2 separate regions of the Homo sapiens genome follow, and region 2 is linked to region 1. A link is a loop called in an ENCODE intact Hi-C map of the cell type or tissue named here. Cell type or tissue: heart right ventricle. All regions are shown on one strand. Links, peaks and the distances in the headings refer to the core of each region. The heading gives the core; the rest is flanking DNA.

Region 1 (4,348 bases), core at 274-4,273:
ACACTCCAGTCTGGGTGACAGAGTGAGACTCCGCCTAGAAAAAAAATTTTTTTTAAATTATTAATAACAGAGATGATAGGCAATGAAAAAGTTGGAGCCCGGCCTCAGTGGTGCTATGTGAATATAAGGCTATATCTATGCCGAGGGTTCAGTCACCGCTTCCACCCTGCACACACCCACATCTCCACCTAGGCCCTCTCCTGAGCTCCAGACCCATGTCCTCTCTGCCGCTCCAGCCTCTGCCCATCTCCTTTGCTCCCCCTTGGTTAGACTCCAACCATACTGAACACACTCTCCTTCTCTCGTGCCTCTGTGTCTTGGCACAGGCTGTTTCCCAGTGTCTGGAAGGCCTGGCCCCCTCCCTCACTCCAGGTTGTCCTTCAAGCTTCTGCTTGGGGAGCGCCTTTTCTGAGCATCTGGGGCTTGCTGGCTATAGCAGTCGTGGGAGTCCGTGGGCCTGCCCTGTCTTACTCTTGCCTCCGCTCAGAGACTCAGCCTCCACAGGCCTCCAGTCCCACCCACCCCACTTGTAATCAGTGAGACCAAGGGTACCTACTGACTCAAACCAAGCCCATCATGTAGAGTCTTCCAGAAGTTCAGATGTGCCACAGGCTGACAAGAGACGCGAAGGAAGGTGGCGACAGAGGCATCTGGCCCAAGAGCAAAGAGTTCCAAGTCACTCCACCACGGTGACTGTGGAGACACACTGAAATAGTGACTTGCCGAAAGCCAAGTGCTCAAAAGACCAGTTTAATAAACCCATCCTGGCCGGGCACAGTGGCTCACGCCTGTGATGCCAGCACTTTGGGAGGCTGAGGCAGGCAGATCACTTCAGGTCAGGAGATGAAGACCATCCCAGCCAACATGGTGAAATCCCGTCTCTACTAAAAACACAAAAATTAGCCAGGCGTGATGGTGCGTGCCTGTAGTCCTGGGTACTCGGGAGGTTGAGGCAGGAGAATCACTTGAACCCGGGAGGCAGAGGTTGCAGGGAGGTGGAGGTTGCAGTGAGCCAAGATCGCGCCACTGCATTCCAGCCTGGCAACAGAGTGAGACTCCATCTCAAAAAATAAACAATAAATGAATAAATAAACAAACCCACCCTTAAATGAAACCCTAAACTGGGCCCAGGACCCCTGGCTGGAGGCTCCTCTGTCGCCATGTACAGAGGCCTGGACAGAGACAAATGCAGATGCAGCCACAAGGCAGAGGGCCACCAAAAAGGGGAGCCAGCAAAGCCCTTCAAGGCAAGCCCACTCAGCCACAGAGAAAGTGCCGAGTCTGGCAAAGCGGCAGGTGTTGGAAATGTCAAGCGCTACTACAGAGCCCTGTAGCCTAAGGTGACTCAGTGAACTCCTCATTCCTGCCTTCGTCTCCTGCTGCACCACCACAGCCAAGGCGGCTACCCAAGGGCCAGCGGGAGAAGTGCGGGCCGACCTGCAGTGACCGCATGGCCACAGGGAATAAAGCAGTCATGCACAAATGGCCATGCTGGCTTCTGCAGGACTCTCGGCTCCCAGGCTCTGGGGGAGCCCCTATGGGGTTCTGTGCCCTTGTGTTCTAAATTGGCATGGGTTCTGTGTCCTCACAGCCAAACAATCCAAGTAGAGTTCAGTGATTCCCATTGCTCTTCATATGCACCTCCACGAAAGCACACTGTCCCCTGGGCTAGAGGTGCCCATCTGCACCTCTGCCCACCAAAGCCCCACCCCCAAGCCTGTGGGTCACTTGAGTACCGGGGCCCCAGTGCCCAGCACAGAACACACGTGAGACCTGGTGAATGATCAAAGGTAAGATGCGTAAGTGAATTGATAAACAAATGAATGACTGACAGTCGCCCACTGCTAAAACGCCACCCTCAGCTCCAGGAACTGAGCATGGGATGAGCTGGACAGAAACGTCAACCACGTTAATCATAAGTTCAAGGCCTCGGCACAGAACACTAACCAGCAGGTTCACAGCTGTAATTTCTTGCCCCAGTGACAGAGATTCAGGCTCCCGTTGAGCTTTTTCCATTATGCATCTCGGGAATGCGACAGGCATGGGGAGGAGGGGACACGGTCCCATACATCATTACCATGACCTCAAACAGGACGAGCCTACAAAACCGTTCCCCTCCTTTCTCGGCAGTGACCACATGAATGCTCAATTTCAAAAACAACAGTGGAGCAGGGACCAGCCTCCAGTCCCCAGGGACCCAAACATAAACACAGACACACAGCCAGATGACGCACAGGCCCATTCACACAAATGATTACGGCCTCGGAGGCTGCTATATAAAGCAATGAAACAGTGACACCAAGGGAGGGGTGAGAGGCGTCTCTTCTTCAGCCACTAAAGGCCCCCAGGGGGGGAATTATCCTGAGACTCATTGATCTTCAACTGCCTTTTCAAAATTAAAAAGGGAAGAGACTGCTGACTGCGATGACTAGACAGGGTGACGTGTGGACGCATGTGTGCGCACACACACTCTCTCACATATATACATAGATCTGTGCAATAACTCCCTGGCTTTATATAGCATCTTTTTCCAAAGACCTCAAAGAGCCTTTACAAACACTCCCCTGCGGCCCATACTCAGCTATCTTTAAAGACAGAGCTCATGAGGGCACATGCACAAATAAAGAATGTTCCTCTACAGGGATGGACTTAACCTACATCATCATTTTTCAAACTTAACATCCTGCTTTTTATATCTTTGTCTGCCTACCCACTCCCTTTCCTTTTATCTCCAAAAGAAAGGATAAACTATATCGAGCTCTAAAATGTAACTTTTAAATTACTCAGGCCCATTCTAACTTTTCGTTCTGTTTCTCTCTCCTGCCACCCTCCTCCCCTAGCCCACCCAGAGTTTCTATTCTTTTCAATTTGTTAAGATAAAGGAGGAAAAAATGTCCCAAGACCCCTTCGCAGGGCTCAGATGGCCAGTGGTTACCACACACTGCCTGTTTCATACACACCCAGCAATGCGAGAGGCACCTGAAATACACGATCTCATGTAATTCTCACAAGGTTTCTGAGAAGCAAGCATGATTACACTTGCTGTCTGAATGAGGCAACAGAGACCAGGAGAAGGGAAGTGACTTGCCTCAGGCCACACAGCCAGGAAGTGGCCAGGCAAGGACCCACACCTGGTCCAGCTTGCTTGAAGGCCTGTCCCCCCAAGCGGGCAGTGCCAGGCCCAGCCCGGCTCCTGGGAGGCAGCGCACAGCCTCAGGACTCACACCAGTTCCCAGGGTGTGGCCTCTGGCAGTTCTCCCAGTCTTTCTCTGTCCTCTTTTGGAAAATCAAAAGTGTGATTAAATTCTGGCCCTTTCCAGTTTTAGAACTATGGTTTCTACATAATTATAATCTCAAAACAGAAAACACAAATGTGAGGCACTCATGGGAATGGGATGGAAAATGGAAGAAAGTCACAAGGTACAGAAGAAAAACCCCTTGCAAAATCTTGATAAGGTTCTAGATCTTTATTAACTTTTCCAGATTTGTAATTTTTTGGTTTTCTCTCTCTTGTTCATGTGCGCACTCTCAAACACAAACACACACAGTGAGCGTTTATAAAGATTTGTACTACGAATCCTTAAGGCAGGCATCCCAAAAGCGGATACAGACAGGGCCTCCAGGGAGCAAAGTCCTCACAGGGTACAGTGGGACGAGAGGACCCCGGCTAAGGAGCAGTCCCTGCCTCCAATCCACTGTCTATGCGGGGACATGGCTGCCACCAGTCCTGAGTTGTTGAGAGAAGCCAGGAGTCACATTTTTACACAGATCTGATTTTTAAACACTGTAAACTGAGGTTCTTACCACACAGGTCCAAGAGATCAAGCTGTGGATCACTATTGTGAGCCTCATGTCCTAAAGTATGAGTTCTGAGCACCAAGCAGCTTGGAAATGTCAAGGTAATTAGCACACATTTGCACCGCCATTTTTACAAAGCAGCATTCCACCCACATCAGTGAATGTCAGAAGTGTAGAGTTGGAAGGGGCCTGAGATGGGATCTAATGGAGGCAGACAGGGGACAGTGAATGGACACCCCAGAGGAACTCCCACAGCAGCCTCGAAGTGACTAAATCAGAGACCACAGACAGTCCGAGCATCCCTACCCTGCCTGTCCCACTCACAGAAGGCTAGAAAACACAGCACTCAGGTATGCGTGAATTTATTAGGAGCAGTAACTCAGGTGAGGGTCGAGGGTGTCTCTTAATTTTATACCTTTCCACATATATGTTCTCATTTCATATCAAGGCATCAAAAGGTGGTCTCTAGGGCGGGCACGGTGGCTCACACCTGTCATACCAACACTTTGGGAGGCCGAGGTGGGCGGATCACGTCAGGTCAGGAATTTGA
Region 2 (4,348 bases), core at 140-4,139, 110 kb before region 1:
GCCTGTGGCTGGTTTTCCAACACAGTGGGACAGATGGCGGTAGTGACAGCAGTCAGCATGACAGGAGGAAGAATAGCATTCAATGGACCCACAGAGTCTTTCCAGAGTAGGTGACACCTCGAACTAAGTCTTCAGGGATGCGGAAAGTCATGCAACAGAGAAGACGTAGTGGGAAAAGGGCTTCTAGGCACCAACCATTGCAGTAAATAATAGCCTTGCTTAATCCCAAGTAGTTCAGCATTGCTGTGGTATAAAGTACAAGAAGAAGAATAGCGAGAAATGAAAGTACAAAAAGAGGTCACCCTCAACAGAAGGGTCAAGACCCCTGGCTTCTCCCCTGCCCCATGCCCTCCTCAGACTCCCCATGGGTCTTCAAATGAAGGCTTTGAAAATAGACACTAGAAGACTAACAGTGACCGCATTCCCTTCTCCAGTTTGATCTTTTGGTTCAACCAGATGATGTATTAACTGTTGGGGCAACAGTGGATGGGTATTTGATGAGATTTATGTCAGATTGATGTGGGAAAACAGATATAAAATCAAAGCCCATAGTATTGGGAAATAAGTACGTAAAGCAGTTCTGGGCTATCTATGCAACCAGGAGCAGCATATATGAGACAGAGAGGACAGGAAGGAAACAGAGAGTTTTAAATAACATTTATTCCGTCCCCTACCCTAGCAGAAAGAAGTCCTACAGAAACAGAAAATTGTACTTTTCCAGTAATCCCTAAGTTGCTATTCATTTCTGAATCTTTACCTGTTACCATTCAGTTTCCTAAGGTTTCTATACACTGCCAAAAGAACTGTGATTTTTATGTCAGAATCTACACTCCAAGCACACACACACATACACATACACACACACACACACACACACACAATTTACAACCCATGTTTTCATCCACCTTTATTGTGTTTAAGTTTTCTGTTCAAAACACTGATGAAGTTTCCTTTCAATAAAAAAAATGTGGATGCAAGTCTTTTTTTTACCCAGAGGTTTTTTCACTTCTTTCCTCTGTGTTATTTTGAGTCTTGCTACTGAATCGTAAAGCAAGAACCCTGAAAAATATGCCAATGTTAGGCAGGTGAAAATATATCAATATAGGAAAGTAACTTGGGAAAATGGAAAGGCAGAAATAGTGATTTCCATAATAAAACTCCTGACAAACTCAAGCAGTAGTGCACAAAAAAAAATCTGTCTGTACTGCTCCCATCTGACATGCCAAATATGTACCTCCAAATGTGAAAATGGATCACTGCCGCTTCCTAACCAAATTTCAAATTAAGTACCGCAGGCCCAGGGGACAGCCTCATACACAGCAAGCTGAAAACACGAGCACTGCGGGATGCCTGGTGCCAGCTGGTCTCTGACTTCTGCCAACTCTGGGGCACGTTGGTGAAGGGGAACTCAATAGTTTGTGCATTTCTTCTCTAAACTTACTGAACACCAGGGACAGAGAGAGAAAGGAAAGAAAGAGTGAGCAAGTGAGCCTGTTTCCAACTGACTGCAAAGTTCATCTGATAAGGTCAACAGCTTAGAAGAAAAAGTTAAAGAAAAATGAAAAAAAAGACACAGAGGGACAGAATAAGGGCAGGACAGAGACAGATTCCAAGAGAAAGAGACAAAGCCAAAGACAGAGAGAGACAGGGAAAGGAGGAAGGAAGGAATGAGGGAGAAAAGTACACATACACACACTCAGAGAAGAGAAGGATGGGTGAAAAGGAGAGAGAAACATAAAGGCAAAGAATGAGAGCCACGTGTAAGGTAGGGAGCTGAGACCCAAACAGGAAGTCATCATCCCATCATCCATCCATTCAGCGGGTATCTTCTGAGTGCCTATGATGCCAGTAGGCAGACGGACATAGCCCTAAGTAATTTCAGGTGGGGAAACACACAATGCAGTGCTAAGTCCAGAGAGGGAATGAACAACTCTCCAACCAACAACCCCCAAAACCTCTGGGCTGAAGCCGACAGCATCTCAGCTCTAACATCAAATCATTTTGAAGCCTAAAATTAACAGAAACACTGCTTTAAAGACAAACTTAGATATGATGCCAAAAGTACATGACAAAAGAAAAAATAGATGAATTCAACTTCATCAGAATTAAAAACAGGTATGCCTCAAGGACACCATCGAGAAAATGAAAAGAAACTTGCAGAATGGTAGAAAAGGTATGCAAATCACGTATCTCTGATACGGGTCTAGTATCCACAATACACAAAGAACTCATACAACTCAACAATAAAAAAGACAACTAAACAAATTAAGCAATGGACAGAAGATTTGAAAAGACACCCTTTGAAGATCTACAAATGGCCAGTAAGCCATTTGTAGAATGAAAAGATACTCAACACCATCAACCATCAGGGAAATGCAAATTGAAACCACTGATTTGCAAACGTGAAGGTGCCACTTCACATCCACTCGATGGCTACAATAAAAAAAAGACAGACAATAACAAGTGTTTGGTGAGGACATGGTAGAATAACTGGAACCTTCATTCACTGCTGGTGGGAAGGTACAGCCGCTTTGACCCAGCAATCCCACTCCTAGGTTATACCCGAGAGAAATGAAAAACACGTCCACACAACTTGTACGTGAATGTTCATTGCAACATTATTTATCACAGCCAAAAAGTGAAACCCAAATGTCCATCGACTAACGAAAGGGTAAACAAAATATGGCATATCCTTATAGTAAAATCTGTTTTAGCCATAAAAGAGAATGCCATCCTGATACATGCTACAATGTAGATAAACCTTGAAAACCTTATGCTAAATGAAGGAAACCTATCACAAACCGCCATACACTGTATCATTCCACTGATATGAAGTGTCCAGAACAGGCACATCCACAGAGACAGGAAGGAGAATGGTGCTTGCCAGGCCCTGGGGTGGAGAGTGACTGCTCAGGAAAATGGGCTTCTTTGTGAGGGAGTGAAAATGTTCTAAAATGTTGTGAATGCACAACTCTATGAATATACTAAAAATCATTAAATCATACACTAAATAGATGAATTGTATGGCATGTGAATTATATCTCAATAAAGTTGTTTGTGTGGTTTTTTTCACCTTTCATTTCAGATTCGGGGGTACAAGTGAAGGTTTGTTACATGGGTATATTGCATAATGCCAAGGTTTGGGGTAAAAATGATCCCATCACCCAGGCAGTAAGCATAGTATCCAACTGGTAGTTTTTCAACCCTTGCTCCTCCCTTCCTCCCCTTCTTGTAGCCCCCAGTGTCTATTGTTAGCATCTTCCTGTCCAGGAGTACCCACTGTTTAGCTCCCACTTATAAGTCAGAACATGCAATATCTGGTTTTCTGTTGGGGCACTAATTTGCTTAGGATAACAGCCTCCAGCTGCATTCATACTGCTGCAAAGGGCAAGATTTCATTCTTTTTAAGGCTGTATAGTATCCCATAGTGTATATGTACCACATTTTCTTTATCCAGTCTACCATTGATGGGTACCTGGACTGACTACATGTTTTTGCAGGGAGGAGGGAGGAAGGAGGAGGAGGAAGAATAGGGGGAGGAGGAGGAGGAGGAAGACAAAGACAAAGAAGACAAAGAAGATGAAGACAAAGAGGAAGGCATTTCCAGCAAATCAAGCTGCTCTTCCATCTCTCATCCAGAACTGTGGTGACTTGCATGTGAGGGTCAGGGTTTCAGTCTCCCAAGACTACAACTTGCCAGGCTGGGGCTTGGGAGGACAAGTTCCGGGTGGACCACCTCCCCCAACCAGCCTCCATGCCCCTCCAAGCCCATGCTGGGTGGGCTGTGAACTCAGCATTGAGGCTGATAGTGAGTACAGAGGTGTCTCCATAGGATACTTTGAAGGACCAATGTGTGCTGACTTCTGTGTGTCATCTCCTTTCCAGCCCTCTCAGGGGACATCTTCTGCCCACAGTCACCCTCTAGGCTGCAGCCATCCTGGGTGACAGAGTGAGACTCTGTCTCAAAAAGAAAAGGAAAAGGGTCCTTGTTGGCTTTGGGGAGAATCACACTCTCATGAATAGCCAGATTCCCCAACGTTTCCACTACTCCACCGTGAAGCCCACTGAAAGATTAAAAACGAAAACTCTTCCTTTGTTTACCAAAGCAAACAAAAGCCACGATTCAAGCATTTATTTGTTTGTTTCTGGCCGAGTCTCACTATGTGGCCCAGCCTGGAGTGCAGTGGCACGATCTTGGCTCACTGCAACCTCCACCCTCCTGGGTTCAAGCGATTCTTGTGCCTCAGTCTCCGAAGGATTACAGGCGCACGCCACTATGTCCAGCTAATTTTTGTATTTTTAGTAGAGACGGGGTTTCACCACGTTGGTCAGGCTGGTCATGAACTCC

What was found. Hi-C counts contacts between places; a loop is a spot of excess contacts. Peaks named below come from ENCODE experiments on the same cell type or tissue, not always from the same donor. Only the 100,000 strongest peaks of a DNase experiment are listed, where the experiment ranks them.
Region 2: it touches region 1 in a loop (2.0-fold over the local background); 1 of 110 quality-filtered maps calls a loop at or near these places.

What each region holds. Positions count from the first base shown.
Region 1 is chr16:12,118,534-12,122,881 of GRCh38, reverse strand. All of the region lies in intron 11 of SNX29 (sorting nexin 29), which reads right to left. Among named protein-coding and RNA genes, the nearest start is that of SNX29, 140 kb to the right of the region's middle. RefSeq lists an enhancer at 1,155-1,654. In heart right ventricle, for the core only: no CTCF peak of the experiment used is centred there; a DNase peak (open chromatin) is centred at 2,201.
Region 2 is chr16:12,232,318-12,236,665 of GRCh38, reverse strand. All of the region lies in intron 14 of SNX29 (sorting nexin 29), which reads right to left. Among named protein-coding and RNA genes, the nearest start is that of SNX29-AS2, 140 kb to the left of the region's middle. In heart right ventricle, for the core only: no CTCF peak of the experiment used is centred there; no DNase peak of the experiment used is centred there.